5 separate regions of the Homo sapiens genome follow, and regions 1, 2, 3 and 4 are each linked to region 5. A link is a contact called in ENCODE Hi-C or POLR2A ChIA-PET data. All regions are on one chromosome and are shown on one strand. The core of a region is the stretch at or near the end of the contact, and the rest is flanking DNA. Distances in the headings are between cores, read along the strand shown.

Region 1 (3,032 bases), core at 1-2,500, 790 kb after region 5:
GGAGACGGTGGGTCACTGCCCTGCTCTCAGACCCACACTTGCTCACATCAGCCCGTGTGGTTGCCTGGCTCCGTCCCCTCTGTCCCTAGCACTGGCACCAGGGCTGGGCCCCCACCCCCTAGATCCGCGGCTGCCAGGCCTGGGAGACCAGAGTCTGCCCTGGAGAAGCCTCCAGGGTGCCCCGTTGCTGCCTGGTGCCCCAGTTTAGAACCAACATGGTGTGCGCTTTCTTCCTATTGTGTGGTTTTACTTTTGTGCTGGTATGAATTCGATTCCATTTTAATGCATCCTGTTAAATCAAGTTAAAAGAGGGGAAAGCAAAACCAAAAGGAAAAAAAGGCACAGAGTGAGAGACAACCCAGCACAGGACCCCCAGGAAGGCAAGCAGTAACGCTCCAGCAGCCGGGCTGTGCTGCCTGGGCCCAGGCTTCTGCGAGGTGGTTTACAGGCGGGAACCATTGCTCCCACAACCACCAAAGGAGGTGGGAGTGCTGTGTTGTGCCCCTTTACAGAAGAGGAGACCGAGGCTCAGAGAAGATCCAGCAGTAAGATTAGAGTCAAGATTCAAGTTTAGGTATGTCTGAGTCCAAAATCAGAGGAGGAAGCAGCAGAGCTTAGGCACCTGGCCCCATCTTCCTGCTTGGAGTGGGGTGAGCTGGGTTTAAGGGCTTGGTGCTGGGCTGGCAGAGGGCGAGGGGCTGTGGGCTAGGCCCATTTTGACACCCGGGGGACATCCTATTTTTGATGTAGGCCTTGGCCACTGCTTGCTGGTCGGTCCTGAAAGCCAAGAGGAGGCTGCTGATGGTGAGTGACTGGCAGGCCCGGGGGAGCACGAGCTGGGCTCTGAGGCAGCGTGGTGGGGAGCGGAGCGGGTGCAGGGTGGCTCGCTGGGCCACTTGGCCTTCACCGCTCACAGTCCTGGCCCCCTTGTTCCGCCGTTACCTCTCCCTGTGCCAGGAGCTCCCTGGAGGCTCGTGTAGACCCACTTCCTCTCCTCCCCAGGCCCAGCACAGAGCAGGCCACTGGGGAGGGGAACGGATACCCTAGGGTAGTGGCCACAGGGCTGGCAGCTGGCCTGGTGCAGGCGTCTCGGTGGGGGCAGGATACCCAGGAGCAAGCAGAGCCCTGTCCCTCCTGCCCTTTCCCCGCCCCAGTCAGGCCCCTGTAATCTCCGCTCCCAGGCAGCGACTGGCTGTGCTATCTGGCCTGTGGTTTGTCGTTCCCCTCTGCGGGCCAGGCTCTGTTGCCTAGCTGATACCAGCTGCCGTGGCCACGTGCTCCAGGCACTTCCCGCGGAGCCACTATGGCCCCACCTCTTGCAGTACTCACAGCGGCCCATGGTTACCCTGTCTGCAGAAGTTAAAATGGGCTTCGAAAGCTTGAGTCACTGCCCAGGGTCATCTAGCAGGAAAGTACATGAGCTGGGGCGACCTCTAAAGCCCAGCCCTTTATGCGACACCTGGGCCTGGTGCCCTCATCCTACCTGGGCCCCGCCTGGCCCCTCAGCCTTGTGCCCACCGCAGGTGCCTGATGGCTTCATCTCCCATTTCTACTCCGTATCGGAGCATGTGAGCCCTGTCCTAGCCTTCGGCTTCCTTGGACCCAAGCCTCAGCTTGCTGAAGTCTGTGCTTTCTTCAAGGTAAACAGAGAGCAGTTCTCGTTCTTTCCTGACCCTTGCCCTGAGCACAGGCGCCCTGGGAGGTGCCAGGAATGGGATGAGGGCCTGGGCCTGGGCCTGCTCCCAGAGAGAGGGCAGAGCCAGACCCACATGGGTCCAGAGGAAGCAGTGGGAGGGAGGAGCCTGGGGATGGAAAGGACCGGCTGGGGCTCTGGTGGTGGACAAGGGGACTTCAGGTAACCTGGGGGGCATCATGGTGGGCAGTGGCTGGGCCAGGCCTGACACCAGCCCTGCTCCCCCAGCACCAGATTGTGCAGTACCTGAGGGACATGTTCGACCTGGACAATGTGCGCTACACGTCACTGCCCGCGCTGGCAGACGACATCCTGCAGCTGTCCCGGCGCCGCAGCGAGATATTGCTGGGGTACCTGGGGGTGCCCGCGGCCAGCAGCGCAGGCGTGAATGGGGCGCTGCCCCGAGAGAATGGGCCCCTGGGGGAGCTGCAGTAGAGGCGGCACGGGCTGGGGGGTGGCAGAGAGAAGGCTCCTCCTCCCTTCCCTGGGTTGGTATCTGACAGCTGTGGTGGCTGAGGGCCGTTGCCCCTGACTTTGCCCCACCCCCATCATCTGGGAGTCCCCAAGGCCCAGAGGGGACATTTCCATGGAGAAGAACGGTTCCTGGGGGAAGCAGAGGCCAGGACCAGTGGGGCCTGTGGGAGAGAAAGGCTGTGAGAGAGGGGGTTGTTGTGGAGAATTGGGACAGGCAGAGCCAGGATGCCCCAGGTGGGGGACCCCAAAACCTCCCATCGCTCCAGGGCTGCTGACAAGGGTGCTGGGAGGGTGGAGGTGAAGGATGGGGCCTAGAGCCCTGTGGTGAAGGTCACAGTGTCCTGAGCTAGAAGCCACCTGTGGCTATATGGTCTCAGCATCCAGCTGGCCTGTCCTGATGCCCTCCCCACCTCAACCGCCTTCTCAGAGAGTTTGCAACTCCAGAGAAGGAGAGTGGGGCCACCTTAGTGGGCAGCAGGCCTGGGCCATCCAGAGATGGGGCAGAGGTGGGCCTCCCACTCCTGTGCTCTCTTCTGAGCAGGAACTGGGCCCTTGACAGTGTCCTTTGACATTCCCTCGCCCTACCAAAGATCGTCTTTTCTCCTCCCACCTCTGTCACCACCAAAGACGGGCGGAGGTGGGGCTGGGCCCTCCTGCCCCCGCCCATCCCCCTTCCATGAGCCCAGACCTCCCTGGGTGGTGCTAGGCTCTGAGCTGGGGGCTCAGACCAGGGATCGCTCAGGCCCCTGTCACCTGTGGGCCCGGGGACCACTTGGGGGAGGTCAGAGGATGTATGTGGCCGGACCAGCTTCCCCACCTTCATTAGGACAAGAAACTGCCCAGCACTTTGCCTTCAGTTCAACGC
Region 2 (3,196 bases), core at 370-2,869, 540 kb after region 5:
AAGACCAGCCTGGACAACATAGCGAGGCCCCATCTCTATAAAAAATTTAAAAGTTAGCCAGGCATCATGATATGTGTCTGTGGTCCTAGCTACTCGGGAGGGTGAGGCAGGAGGATGGCTTGAGCCCAGGAGGTCAAGGCTGCAGTGAACTGTGATCTTGCCACTGCACTCCGTGTGGGTGACAGCACAAGACCTTATTTTCCTTAAAGGAAAAAAAAATGCTAAGAGTGGCTGGGTTGGGTGGCCCATGTCTATAACCCCAGCACTTTGGGAGGCCAAGGTGGGTGGATCACAAGGTCAGGAGTTAGTTCGAGACCAGCCTGGCCAACATGGTGAAACCCATTCTTTACTAAAAGTACAAAAATTAGCTGGGCGTGGTGGCGCGCGCCTGTAGTCCCAGCTACTCAGGAGGCCGAGGCACGAGAATCGCTTGAACCAAGGAGGCGGAGGTTGCAGTGAGCCTGGGCGACAGAGCGAGACTCCGTCTCAAAAAAAAAAAAAAATTAGCTGGGCCTGGTGGTGCGCGCCTGTAATCCCAGCTACTTCAGAGGCTGAGGCAGGAGAATCACTTGAACCTGGGAGGCAGAGGTTCCACTGCGCGGAGATCACGCCATTGCACTCCAGCCTGGGCAATAGAGTGAGACTCCGTCTCAAAAAATAAAAGTCCTTAACCAGTCCATATTTCTGAATATTTTGCTTATTCCTGCCGGCAGTGTAATACTCTGGTGAATATTTGCGTTCGAGATCCTTGCATTCCCGAGATTTCCCCAGCTCAGCCCTCTGCGTGGGTTGAACGGTATGAACCTTTTTAAGGCTTCGCTTGTACTGTACTGTCAAGCTGTTTTTTGGAATATTCGCCCCAGGTTTCTGTTCCAGCCAGCAGCCAGCATCAGCCGTCTGCATCCTTGTCCTCAAACTGCTGTTAATTAAAATCTTTGCCAATCTGGGCCGGGCGCGGTGGCTCACGCCTGTAATGCCAACACTTTGGGAGGCCGAGGCCGGCGGATCGCCTGAGGTCGGGAGTTTGAGACCAGCCTGACCAACATGGAGAAACCCTGTCTCTACTAAAGATACAAAATTAGCCGGGCGTGGTGGCGCATGCCTGTAATCCCAGCTACTTGGGAGGCTGAAGCAGGAGAATCGCTTGAACCTGTGAGGCGGAGGTTGCAGTGAGCCGAGATCACGCCATTGCACTCGAGTCTGGGCGACCAGAGCGAAACTCCGTCTCAAAAAAAAAAAAAAAAAAAAAGAAACCTTTGCCAATCTGGTAGAATTGCGGGGCTTATTTTATGGTGTCATGGAGGATAGCCTAGGGCCAGATATACCTGGGGCCCTGTGCCTGCTCTGCGAACTAGGAGCTCACTCTCCGAGCGGTGTAGAGGGTGAGACTAAGCAGTGACAGTAAAAGCTTTCGACAGTGCTTGACCCTTCCGCGGAGCGTATTAAGCAGGAGCTCCCTGCGCAGGCGCAGAGGAGAGAGTGTCTCCCACCCCACGACCAGCAGGGGGCCTGCGAGGCGGGTGCGGAGCCAGGCCTGATGGTGGCCAATCGCGAGCTGAGGCGACGATGCCACGCCCCTCATACCGGCGTCTTAAATGCGCAAAGAAAGGACGCCGGGGACACCCGGTTGGGCTCTGCTGCTCCCTTCTGGGTTCCGAGGCCCAAGCCCTTGGCAGTGTTTGTGAGTGGAAGGGAGGTCACGCTATCGTCCGCGGCCCCAGCAGCCCTGTGCCCTCGTTGGATCCCGCGACGCGGCTCCTTTAAGAGCCTCGCGGGTCGCCCGCCGCTAGGTCGCTCCCCGGCCATGCGGGCGCTGCGGGCCGGCCTGACCCTGGCGTCGGGCGCGGGGCTGGGTGCGGTCGTCGAGGGCTGGCGGCGGCGGCGGGAGGACGCGCGGGCGGCGCCGGGACTGCTGGGCCGGCTGCCCGTGCTGCCCGTGGCGGCGGCAGCCGAGTTGCCCCCTGTGCCCGGGGGACCCCGCGGCCCGGGCGAGCTGGCCAAGTACGGGCTGCCGGGGCTGGCGCAGCTCAAGAGCCGCGAGTCGTACGTGCTGTGCTACGACCCGCGCACCCGCGGCGCGCTCTGGGTGGTGGAGCAGCTGCGACCCGAGCGTCTCCGCGGCGACGGCGACCGGCGCGAGTGCGACTTCCGCGAGGACGACTCGGTGCACGCGTACCACCGTGCCACCAACGCCGACTACCGCGGCAGTGGCTTCGACCGCGGTCACCTGGCCGCCGCCGCCAACCACCGCTGGAGCCAGAAGGCCATGGACGACACGTTCTACCTGAGCAACGTCGCGCCCCAGGTAGCGCCCGCGCCCCGGGCCGGTCGCGGAATGCGGGGCCGGCGCCTGGCCTCGCGGGGCCTCGGTTTGTTCTTCTGCAGAACGGGGCAGCTGCCCAACGCGCCCCCGGTCAGGCATCGCAGTGACATCCCGTGGCGGGAGGGAGGAGCACTGGGCTCCAGGCACAGGGTCTGCAGGCCGACCAGGGCTTGAGCTTCAACTGCGAACCCTGGGCACCTCCCTGAGCGTCGCTTTCCTCGTCAAAAAAATGGGGATAATACCGTTATTCACCTTCCTCCTGCGGTAGTGATGAGGCGCTGAGGCTCACAGAGGCAAAGTGACGGGCACAGTGTCACACAGCAGAAGAAGGCTGTCTGTTGTAGAACCGCAGCGCCCAACCTATTGGGCACCAGGGTGCGGTTTCGTGGAAGACAGTTTTTCCACGGCTTGGTGGGTGAGGGCGGGTTTCAGGATAATTCAAGTGCGTTACATTTATGTACATTTTATTTCTATTATTATTACATTGTAACATATAGTGAAATATACAACTCACAGTAATGTAGGATCCGTGGGAGCCCTGAGCTTGTTTTCCTGCAACTAGACAGTCCTATCTGGAGGTGATGGGCAACAACGACAGATCAGGCATTAGGTTTTCAAAAGAAGCGCGCAACCTCCTCACATGCGCAGTTCACCATAGGGTTCCAGCTCCTATGACAATCTCCAGCCGCCACTGATCTGACAGGAGGCGGAGCTCAGGCTGCTGTGGGATCAATGGGGGGGTGGCTGTAAATACAGATGAAGCTTCCCTTGCTCGCCTGCTGCTCACCTCCTGCTGTGTGGCCCGGTTCTGGTACCGGTCTGTAGCCCAGGGGTTGGGGACCCCTAGTCTATAAAACCGTGAGCCTCCAGACA
Region 3 (3,182 bases), core at 462-2,961, 840 kb after region 5:
GCCTGAGCCTGGATGCACCCTCCGCCCTCTGGCCCCGTAGTGTGTGTCTGAGACAGAGTGAGACACCAGCAACATATGCTTGGATCAGGGACGGAAGGGACTGAAATTAGGCTAGCATCCGGGCTGCTCACCGGGGAGGACTGAGGGGTAGATATAGCCAGGGTGGGGAAGGGGGCTAGAGGGGAGGATATAGCCAGGGTGGGGAAGGGGGCTGGAGGGAAGGATACAGCCAGGGTGGGGAAGGGGGCTGGAGGGGAGGGAGACCATGGGGCTGCCACCTGCCAGTTCTGAGGCCTTTCTAGCTTGATGCCTCCGCGTGTTTCTCTGGCCACACACAATTCCCCAGGGACCGTCTGATAAACCAAAGGAGTGTGACCAACTGGACAGGGTCGGAGGAGTGGCTCTGGCCTAAGCGTGCGACGGGTGTGTCAATCGGAGAATAACTGGGAGAGTGAGCTAGGGTCTGGATGCTCCTGGTCTCTCTCCCCTACCGGCCTGTCTCTGGGTCTAAGGGTGGGGGTGCTAACTGAAGCCGGGGTCCCCCTTGTCTTTCCTGGGTCGTTGGAACTGAATGCTCCAGGACGTGGGTTTAATCCCGCTTCTGACCTTGCGCCCCAATCTCCTGCTCTGCCAAACCTGGGACGCCCGCCTGACCCCACCCCATCAGCTGGAGGCCGGGTCGAACAGCGGCCGCAGGACGCGGTCTCCGTTCCCGGACGCAACCGCACGGCCCGCCCAGGCCGTCCAGGGCCCTCAGGCCCGGGATCCGCCGCACTCACCACGGTCCTGGCAGCGAAGGCTAACATCTTCGCTGCCCGTCCGCGGACACGCAGTCCGCTCCGCCCCACACACCGGGCAAAGTCCGCGCCGCCGCCGCCGCGGCTGGGGTCGGTGGGTCCTTGCTAGAGCCTTCGGGCCAAGGTCGCTGAGTTACAGCCGCCAGCCGGTAGAGGCAGCCCCGCGCCCACCCTCTGGGCCGAGCGGGCTGCGGGAAGGCACCCGGGGAGGAGGACTCGCGAGGCGGGGCCTGGGCCGGTAGCGGGCCCCGGGCGGGCAACGGTGCCCGGGAGGTTGGCTGTGGGGCGGGGACGGGGCATCGATGGGGCGGAGTCTCCTTGAGGAGGGACAGGAGGGGCGGGGACGGAGGGGCGGGGCGTCGCCCGGTAGCGGGTCGCAGTAGGCTGGCTGCGAGTCGGGGGCGGGACCACGGCGGGCGGGGACAGAGGGGCAGGGCCGAGGGCGAGTCATTGAGACCTGTGGAGGAGGAAGGAGGAGGTCACCGTCCAGCTGTCTCTCCCCTGTCCCCACATGTCTTCTAAGCTGTTGGAGGTAGTGGTGTGCACCTTTCCAACTCCGTCTGGTGTCCTTGAGCCTAACTCTTAGAGTGATAGGAAAACACAACCATGTTGACCGGGGAATGTCCTCTAATATTCCTTGGGTTAGGGTCAGTACCACCCACAAAGATGACAGGTGGTACTCCGGGACAGGAGACTGTCCCGGAAAAACATGGCTGAGCACAACCCAAACTTGACGCCCCGCACAATCGTGGCAGTCGCGGCGCCCGACGTTCGGGCGGCCGTGAGCGGTCCTAGCGCTTGGCGGCCGTTGGCGCGCATGCGCCCCGCGCGCCCCGCACTGACATGGCCGTCGCCCGGTTCCGCGCGTCCGCCGCGCGCCGGCCGTTAATAGGCTTGCTCCCTGAGCGCCCCGCACCGACATGGCGGCCGTCTTCGCTGTGGTGACTTTAACTCTCGGTTTTCGGTTATAGCCGGCCGGCGCTCACTTGTCTTCAGGAAGCTCGGAGCCTTTGGTGGAGCCGGGGAGAGGAAGGGTGGGTGCAAGAGTGAAAGGCGAGAGGGGACTGCAAGCATCCGGGTCGGCTCCTGGCCGGAGCAAGATGGCTGAGGGCGAGCGGCAGCCGCCGCCAGGTAAGGCCGGCGGGGCCAGGCCGGGCCGGGGTCGGGTAGGGTGGGGGCGGTGCCAGGTGTGGGAGGCTCAGGAGGGCGAGAGTCATGACACGGAGGAACTGGAGGGGCAAAAGCTGAGGGGCCCCGAGGAGGGACTGAGTTGAATGGCCTTAGGGGAGAGGTGGGTGGTGGGGCGCCGCTGGGGAGGGAACCAGGGGCTGCAAAGGGGTGGTGATTGGGGCGCAACTCTGGGTTTTGTGGGAGTCCAGGCTGCCCGAATGCTGGGTGGGCAGCGCCGTGGTCATAAGGGGGCCTTTTGCATCTCTGGGCAGCGCGTGCTTAAGTAAGCTGCTGACTCGGTGGGGAAGCTGCCAGGGAGGGGGGCGAAAGTGATTCCGGAGGCTGCCGTCTTTATTAGTCGCTGCTTAGGGGATGGGGTGGTGCTCCGTGGGCCTGCGCCCGCCTCGCCTCCAGTTTCGGCCTCCGCGTCCTGCTCACCCCTCATCCTCCTACTCTCTGGTTCCAGTGCCTGAGAATTTATTGAGGGAAACTGCCCGTGGTGTCTAAATCCCTAATTTTAAAAGGCTGGTTGTGCAAGGAGGTTAGTCTCTCCGGCATCTCCTTCGGTAACTCTTATTTACCTTGTAGCCTCTTTTTAGTTCATCTTAAATAACTGGGATGGAGGTGCTACGGAAGGATCTTAGAGACCCTTTTTGTGCAGAAGGAGAAGGCTGTTTGCCGACCTACCTTGAACTAAGAAGGACTGGCCATAGATAACTTTTACATTCCCGACAGAGGCAAATAGGTTGGCCGACCAAACACAGCTAATGTTTTGAAAGCATTTGATATTCTTGCTATCCTGTCTCCAATGTTGGGGTCCCTGGGAAGGTCTCAGGAGGGAGAAATGTTGAAAATCAGAAAAGGCATCCCCTCCATGCCCCACAAAAGAGGTGAACAAAGAGCTGGGTTCCGTTTCTTAGGACATTCAAAACCAGACATTTATTTTGTACAAAACCTCTGGGTGTGTGCCCTTAGAACAAGGATGTCCAGGCCAGGCGCGGTGGCTCATGCCCGTAATCCCAGCACTTTGGGAGGCCGAGGCGGGCTGATCACCTGAGGTCGGGAGTTCGAGACCAGCCTGACCAACATGGAGAAACTCCGTCTCTTCTAAAAATACAAAATTAGCCGGGCGTGGTGACACACGCCCGTAATCCCAACTACTAGGGAGGATGAGGCAGGAGAATCGCTTGAACCTGGGAAGCAGAGGTTGCGGTG
Region 4 (2,944 bases), core at 321-2,820, 670 kb after region 5:
CTGGGGATCAGCCAGATGGGAAGAGACATGCCCAGGAGCAGGTAGATGTGTGTCAGAATGAGTGGTCCACTGTCTCGTTCATCCAGAAAAAGGGACAGGAAGCTCCGTAGAGTGTGACCCAAAGGCTTGATGCGGAAGTAGCGCACATACTCCAGGAAGATGAAGACCGCCAGGCATACAGTGGCGGCTACATAGAGCAGTGGCCGGTCAAAGATGATACCTGGGATGTAGGTGGCTACCACAATGAGGTGGAAATACTTTCGGGCGATGGTGGGGGCCTGGTGCTTCTTGGACTCGGAAGATGACCGCTTGGCATTCTGGTACAGCACCACCAGGCAGGCCAAGGTGGCCAGCAGAGACCAATAGGCTAGGAGGTAGATGCGGGTGTCTGTCTGGAAGAGAAACTGAAGAAGCCAGAGCAGGGGATTCCTGCGGATGAGCCGGTGCAGCCAGGGTAGGACCACACCAAGGCTCAGCACACAGGTCATGAGGTGGAAGAAGATGGAGGAGGCCCAGGTGCCTGAGTCCATGAAGACAAACAGAGTGCTGAAGAAAATGCCCATGAGTACCATCCCTACTACCACCACCAGCAGGAAGAAGTCCACTGGGTCCCCCTGACTTTCCACCAGTGTCAGAGAGCGCTTGATGAGCTGGTTGAGGACAAAGCTAATGCCACCCAATACCAGCAGTGCCTCACCAGGGGTGAAGCAGCGGGGCAGCAGGTACAGCAGGATCATGTTGAGATAAACGAAGATCAGAAGGACTTCCAGGACTTCGATCACCTCCCCCACGCTCAACGAGTGCTTCATGATATAAATGATAACACCTCCAGCCAAGCCCAAGATGACACAAGTGTTGGTTGGCACTGGGCGAGTGATGCCGAGCGCCAACACTGATGAGAAGAGGGCCACTGCCATGCCAGTGGCTGCCACCACAATGCCAAAACGCTCAAAGAACGGGTTCCCAGCAGTCTGGCACCGCTCCTTCATGACTAGTCCAAGCAAAGGCATGACCATGGAGGCGGGCAATAGGCCACTGTTTGCGGACATTCGGAACTGGAAGACGGCGCTTCCCTGCTGTAGCAGCCGGTCCCACTTGTATTGGACGTAGAAGGCCTGCACTGCGAGGGCCACGGCGCACCACGAGTATCGGTCCCATACGGTTGCGTGGATGCTCAGCACCACTGCAAACACTACTGCCGCCTCTGCCAGCACCGATCCACTCAGCGGAGCCCCAGGCCCCGGGGCCGGAGATGGGCACTCTCGGGTCATATCTCTAGACCTGGGGCTTCACGGAGGCCGGGGCGACTACGGACGCCCTAGACTTCGGGCCCCTCAGCCCCGTCAAGCAGAGGGAGGCACTTTCACCCGGCCAGCAACCTTCTCCCTCCGTTCTCCAGCAGCGAGGAGGGAACTCCACCGCAGGTCACTTCTGCGGCCTGGGAGCTGGCGCCCGGCCACCCCCCACAGCCTCCAACCTACGGCGTAGACGTCGCCACTCTGCAGCCTTCCTCACAGTTACAGCCGCCCCCGCTGCCGGCTCCTCACCTCTTTGGGCCTCGCCATCTTGGCACCGCCCCGCGGCAACGTCACGTGACGAAATCCCCGCCCACGCTCCGGGTCCGGGGGCGAGCGGTCACGTGGGCATGGCGTCTGGGGGCGGGGTTAGGGCGAGCGGGCGCGCGAAGATGGCGGCGGCCGCCGGCGGGCCGTGTGTGAGGTGCGGAGCGGGTCGAATGGACCGGGGTGGCTGTGAAGCGCGGTGTCAAAGCCGAGCGGAAGCGGGGCGGGAATTGGAGGCGGGATGTGGCGACAGTGGCAGGGCCAACCCCGGCTGGATGGACGGGCACCGAGACGGGAGGCGGTTACGTCCAAACGGTCCCCGCGCGCGGGGATCTGAAGAGTCTTCTTCAGGAGGGGGGCCGGCTCTTCACCCCTTCCCTCCGCGCTCGGCCTCCCATCTCCTCACCCAGGGCCCTTTGCCTTCCTCCTCTCTCACCTCCGACGCGTCTCTTGGCGCCCCACCCGCGCTTCCTTCTCCGGCCGTGACGCTCCCTCGAGCCACGGGGAGCTTTGCGGTCTCCTGGGGTACCCCCCACCCACGTCCCTGCTGCAGGCTCCCAGTGTCCTGCCCCGGCGTCGAGTGCGCCCTGCTGGCTCCCCGACCTCTCCCGCGATCTGTTCTTGTTAGGATTTTGTTTCGCGTTGAGCGGAGCCACGCTTGCGGCTTCTGTCCTCTCCGCGCCTCGTATCGTTCTTTTCTTGCACTGAATCAAGTCAGCCAGCATGTCCAAATCCTCCAAGAGATTTCAGGGATTGAACTAGGCTTTAGGGACAAGAAGATGAAATATTATATACGAAAACTACAATTCTGACAAAGTGCTTTCTAGCGTCAGACCCTGGTGGAGCGCTTCCCAGGAGTTATCTCATTCAATTCTCGCAACTCCGAGAGGCGCCTTCTATTTCACAGATGACTCAGAAGTCCGGCTCAGAGCTAGCCAAGTGATAAAGAGAGCCTTCAAGCTGAAGTCTGCGTACCTCCAGTGCTATAACCAGACCACCACGCCTCCTTCTGTCTTCCACATTGCAGCTCGAAGGTCTTCGTTCTTCCCACCACCCTCCCTCAAAGTTAAACATCCCCGTCTCTTATCCTTCCCTGTGCCAGCAGTGTTTTCCCCACTTTTTTTTTTTTTTTTTTTTTTTTTTTTTTTTGAGACGGAGTCTCGCTCTGTCGCCCAGGCTGGAGTGCAATGGCACGATCTCGGCTCACTGCAAGCTCTGTCTCCCGGGTTCATGCCATTCTCCTGCCTCAGCCTCCCAAGTAGCTGGGGATACAGGCACCCGCCACAACGCCTGGCTAATTTTTTGTATTTTCAGTAGAGACAGGGTTTCACTGTGTTAGCCAGGATGGTCTCGATCTTCTGACCTCATGATCCGCCCGCCTC
Region 5 (3,358 bases), core at 196-2,695:
GATGCCCCGTATTTATCCTGTGGCACTCCAAGTACCCCAGGTTGAGATGATATGAGGAAGATTCAAGCTGTCAAGTTCAGTTTCCCAAGACCTGTTCCACAGAAGATAAGCAGATCTCATTCCAGAGACCACTGAAGGGCACTCTGGTCCCAGAACCATGGAGAATTCGAATATGAGGTGGAGAAGTCAGAAAAAAATGTTAAAGTCTCTCTGGAGAGTAGAAGCCTGGGGGAAAACCAAACCAATCCCGTTCTCACATTGCCACCCAGAGATACTGCCAATGTTTTCAGTTCACGGGTGAAGTGTAGGCTTTTCACACTGTCAATGTCTATGTTAAGGGTGTAAGGCAGCCTGAAACCTCTCCCTCCTAGGTCCCATAGTCCCCAATCCCCTTCCAGCTGGAAATTTATGCTGTGACCAGAGGAACCAGAAGCGGGATGAGAACACTTAGGGGACTGGGTCCTAAGATCAAAGACTGGTCTCGCGCAACTAATTACGGTTCCGAGGGGGATTGTGACGTCACTACATTCCACTCCTAGGGGGAACATCAGCGCGACGTCCAAGTCGCCGCTCCGCGATGGGGGAGGGGACCGCAGGGCCAGGACCCAGGTCCTTGGAGACCCGAGACCAAAGAACCCCGGGAGGTCCGGTTTGGGGCGGCAGGAGGTGAGGGTCGAGTCTGGAGCGGGGGGCCCCGGGAGTCACGGGCCCAAAGTCACTGGCGAGGGCAGGGGCTGAATTGCTGGGGTCCTAGGTCCTTGGAGACGCCAGCCCAAAGAGCCCAGGGAGGTCGGACTTCGGGGGGCAGGAGGTGAGGGCCGAGTCTGGAGCGGGGAGCCCCGGGAGCACCAGCCCAAAGTCACCCGGGGGCGACTGGCGAGGGCGGGGGCTGGGCGGCTGAGGGGGCGGGGCTGGCTGACAAGACTTTGGTGGAGGGAGCCCGGACGCGCCGTGGGGAGCCCAGCCCGGTGTGCCTCAGGAGTGGCAGAGACTCTGGCCATGGTCCTGCCATCGGAGTGGGGCTGGGGCTGGGTCGGGGGGCCGCGACCCGGTGCACTTTACCTTTTTCTTCGCTGCGGCCAATTTGCTCTGTCGGGTTTCTTCCGACATCGCGGGGCGGGGAGGGAGGCGGGGTTGGGGCCACATCAGCGCGATCCCGGCAACCACTGCGGAAGTCAGTCAGCCACCGCGCAGCTGTGCGACGGAGCCAGAGGAGGCGTAACCAGGGCGATACTGGAGCGCAGAATGGGGGCGTGGCCTCAAAGATCAAAGCCCATTGGTCAATGAGAAATATGAAGCGGAAGGGGGCGTGGCTATGCAGCGGCGTGGCCAGAGGGACCTGTGGCGTCACAACAAAAGCTGCGCACGCAACCGCTGTCCCCGCCCACCTCGGGAGAGGGGCGGGGCCGGCTTTCCTTGGGTGCGCGCGCAGCTTTCTGTGCGCCAGTTCACACTCCGGGTCAGAGTTCCTGGCCCGGTGCACCTGAGAGGTCGCTCTCCGACTCCCGCGCTGGACCCTCTTGCGCCATTGAACCCCCTGATCCGGGGGCCTCGGACCCCAGGGCTCAGGAGGTGGGCGAGGAACGGACTCCACAGTTTCTTTCCTGACTCCTCACAGCCCTGCCCCAGACTCTCCCTTCCCAGAAATCACCTCCAAAGACTCCCATCCAGTGCTCCAGACAACCCCCGTCTCAGAACGCCCCCTTCCTAGAGGGTCTCTACCCTGATCCTGAGAGCGTGTCTGCCCCCTTTCCAGATGGATCCAGTCCCTGGCGCTCCTACTTCCCAACTGCTCCTCCTCCCGCATCCCCACAGTACCCCGTCCTCACAGCGGGCTGTGGGTCCAATCAGACTTTCCCCTCGGATTCCTCTCTAGGACTGAACCAAGACTTACCCGAAGTTGCCGCGGGGCCTTCCGATCCCCTGTGAGTATTTCTTCCCCCACACCCCCTTTCCCATCCTCGACCTTCCCTTGTGCGCTCCCGGCCCCACTCCCCATCCCAACAGCAGCCAATCCCCGCTTGGCCCTCTTCCATATCTTCTCCCAGTCGACTGAGAACCGCCAGGTCATTCCCGAATCCCTCCCCTTCCTTTCCTCATGCCCGCCAGTCTTCAAAGAAGTGTTATCCTGTCCTGTCCTAGGCTAACTCCTCTCCCTCCCCATCCTGTCTCCTGGCTCCTCAGATGCCTTTCACTCCAGTCCAGCACCAGCCATCTCTCCTCCTCGCTCTTTTCACCCCTCACCCAGCCCTGCCTTTAAACAAACCCATAGCTCCCCAGTCAGGAAAATGCTTGGCGTTCACCCTGGCCACTCCTTTCGTTGCTAATAGTCTCTCCTCTTCGCTGGCAAGCCACCCCCAAAACGCAGCCTACTCCTTCTCTCATCCCCCAGATGGAGTTGCCACTACAACTACCACCACTCTTAAGGTAGATCGTGAGGGCCGGGTGCAGTGGCTCACACCTGTAATCCCAGCACTTTGGGAGGCTGAGGCGGGCAGATCATTTGAGGTCAGGAGTTCAAGACCAGCCTGCCCAACATGATGAAACCCTGTCTCTACTAAAAATACAAAAAAATCAGCCGAGCGTGGTGGTGCAGGCCTGTAATCCCAACTACTCAGGAGGCTGAGGCAGGAGAATTGCTTGAACCCGGAAGGTGGAGGTTGCAGTAAGCCGAGATTGCACCACTGCACTCCAGCCTGGACAACAGAGCTAGACAAGTCTCAAAAACAAAAAAGAAGTTAGATCGGGAAAGACTTGGTATTTGTTCATTGATTTAGCAACTGCTGCAATGCAGGTGTATGCCAGATAGCCCCCTGCCCTCCAGGAGCCACAGGCAAAAAAATAATTCCAGGACAAGTATGCACATGGTTCTGAGATGGGGAGCCCAGGCTTGGGCTTGCAAAGAGGGCTCTCCAGAGATGGCAGGGTCAGAGGCAGGGCCTGAAGGGCAACTCACAGTGAGCTCAGATGACGATGACGGGGTGGCAGCCATAGTTTGCCAAAAGCACTGGGCTGATTGAGCTTCTCTCTGCAAGTGGGTTGGTATCCACTGTCTTTGACCATGCGGTAACTCACTGCAGATCATGCCTTTCTCATTCATGCTAATTCATTCCTTCTCTTTTTTTTTTTTTTTTTTTTTTGAGACACAGTCGCACTCTGTCGCCCGGGCTGGAGTGCAATGGTGCGATCTGGGCTCACTGTAACCTCTGCCTCCCAGGCCCAACCCATCCTCTTGCCTCAGCGTCCCAAATAGCTGGAACCACAGTTGTGTGCCATGACGCCTGGCTAATTTTTTTGTATTTTCAGTAGAGACAAATTTTCGCCATGTTGCCCAGGCTGGTCTCAAACTCGTGAGCTC

What was found. Hi-C counts contacts between places; a loop is a spot of excess contacts on that map. ChIA-PET counts read pairs that join two places held with the same protein, here RNA polymerase II (POLR2A). Pooled maps may share reads with other maps.
Region 1: a pooled map shows a loop between it and region 5 (3-fold over the local background). The contact joins the enhancer-like site here to the promoter of SWI5 in region 5. A Hi-C loop is called at or near these places in 1 of 50 pooled maps. POLR2A ChIA-PET finds 5 or more read pairs at or near these places in 2 of 52 experiments (GM10248 and GM12878).
Region 2: a pooled map shows a loop between it and region 5 (7-fold over the local background). The contact joins the promoter of ENDOG here to the promoter of SWI5 in region 5. A Hi-C loop is called at or near these places in 11 of 50 pooled maps. POLR2A ChIA-PET finds 5 or more read pairs at or near these places in 3 of 52 experiments (T-cell, activated B cell and naive thymus-derived CD4-positive, alpha-beta T cell).
Region 3: a pooled map shows a loop between it and region 5 (19-fold over the local background). The contact joins the promoter of PTPA here to the promoter of SWI5 in region 5. A Hi-C loop is called at or near these places in 9 of 50 pooled maps. POLR2A ChIA-PET finds 5 or more read pairs at or near these places in 2 of 52 experiments (A549 and activated T-cell).
Region 4: a loop to region 5 is called in a map of CD8-positive, alpha-beta T cell, with 4 times the contacts of the local background. The contact joins the promoter of DOLK here to the promoter of SWI5 in region 5. A Hi-C loop is called at or near these places in 1 of 168 maps with a recorded cell type or tissue (CD8-positive, alpha-beta T cell), 4 of 37 single-sample maps with no recorded cell type and 10 of 50 pooled maps. POLR2A ChIA-PET finds 5 or more read pairs at or near these places in 3 of 52 experiments (GM10248, activated B cell and activated CD8-positive, alpha-beta memory T cell).

What each region holds. Positions count from the first base shown.
Region 1 is chr9:129,068,326-129,071,357 of GRCh38, forward strand. It overlaps MIGA2 (mitoguardin 2), which reads left to right. Exons shown (of 16, transcript NM_001329990.2): 13 at 1-7; 14 at 751-804; 15 at 1,524-1,640; 16 at 1,922-3,032. The coding sequence ends at 2,128. Among named protein-coding and RNA genes, the nearest start is that of DOLPP1, 11 kb to the right of the region's middle. RefSeq lists enhancers at 1,432-1,571, 2,519-3,032. Within about 2 kb of position 1,251, at least 18 of the 41 ENCODE cell types and tissues checked have a DNase peak (open chromatin) inside an H3K27ac peak, as active enhancers do.
Region 2 is chr9:128,816,881-128,820,076 of GRCh38, forward strand. It overlaps ENDOG (endonuclease G), which reads left to right and starts at 1,620. Exons shown (of 3, transcript NM_004435.2): 1 at 1,620-2,305. The coding sequence starts at 1,805. It overlaps KYAT1-SPOUT1 (KYAT1-SPOUT1 readthrough), which reads right to left. Exons shown (of 25, transcript NR_182311.1): 25 at 2,771-3,196. SPOUT1 (SPOUT domain containing methyltransferase 1) reads right to left here. Exons shown (of 12, transcript NM_016390.4): 12 at 2,771-3,196. RefSeq lists a silencer at 1,854-1,913 and enhancers at 2,018-2,583, 2,534-2,623.
Region 3 is chr9:129,109,704-129,112,885 of GRCh38, forward strand. It overlaps PTPA (protein phosphatase 2 phosphatase activator), which reads left to right and starts at 1,712. Exons shown (of 10, transcript NM_178000.3): 1 at 1,712-1,928. The coding sequence starts at 1,898. It overlaps CRAT (carnitine O-acetyltransferase), which reads right to left and starts at 1,090. Exons shown (of 14, transcript NM_000755.5): 1 at 780-1,090. The coding sequence starts at 806. RefSeq lists silencers at 846-1,285, 1,976-2,025 and enhancers at 1,696-1,975, 1,908-2,448.
Region 4 is chr9:128,946,033-128,948,976 of GRCh38, forward strand. It overlaps DOLK (dolichol kinase), which reads right to left and starts at 1,571. Exons shown (of 1, transcript NM_014908.4): 1 at 1-1,571. The coding sequence starts at 1,271. It overlaps NUP188 (nucleoporin 188), which reads left to right and starts at 1,667. Exons shown (of 44, transcript NM_015354.3): 1 at 1,667-1,719. The coding sequence starts at 1,688. RefSeq lists enhancers at 331-893, 894-1,455, 1,317-1,386, 1,456-2,017, 1,737-1,786.
Region 5 is chr9:128,274,831-128,278,188 of GRCh38, forward strand. SWI5 (SWI5 homologous recombination repair protein) reads left to right here and starts at 1,446. Exons shown (of 5, transcript NM_001318089.2): 1 at 1,446-1,572; 2 at 1,877-1,925. The coding sequence starts at 1,511. It overlaps GOLGA2 (golgin A2), which reads right to left and starts at 1,177. Exons shown (of 27, transcript NM_001366244.2): 1 at 1,063-1,177. The coding sequence starts at 1,146. RefSeq lists enhancers at 641-690, 1,551-1,680 and a silencer at 841-950.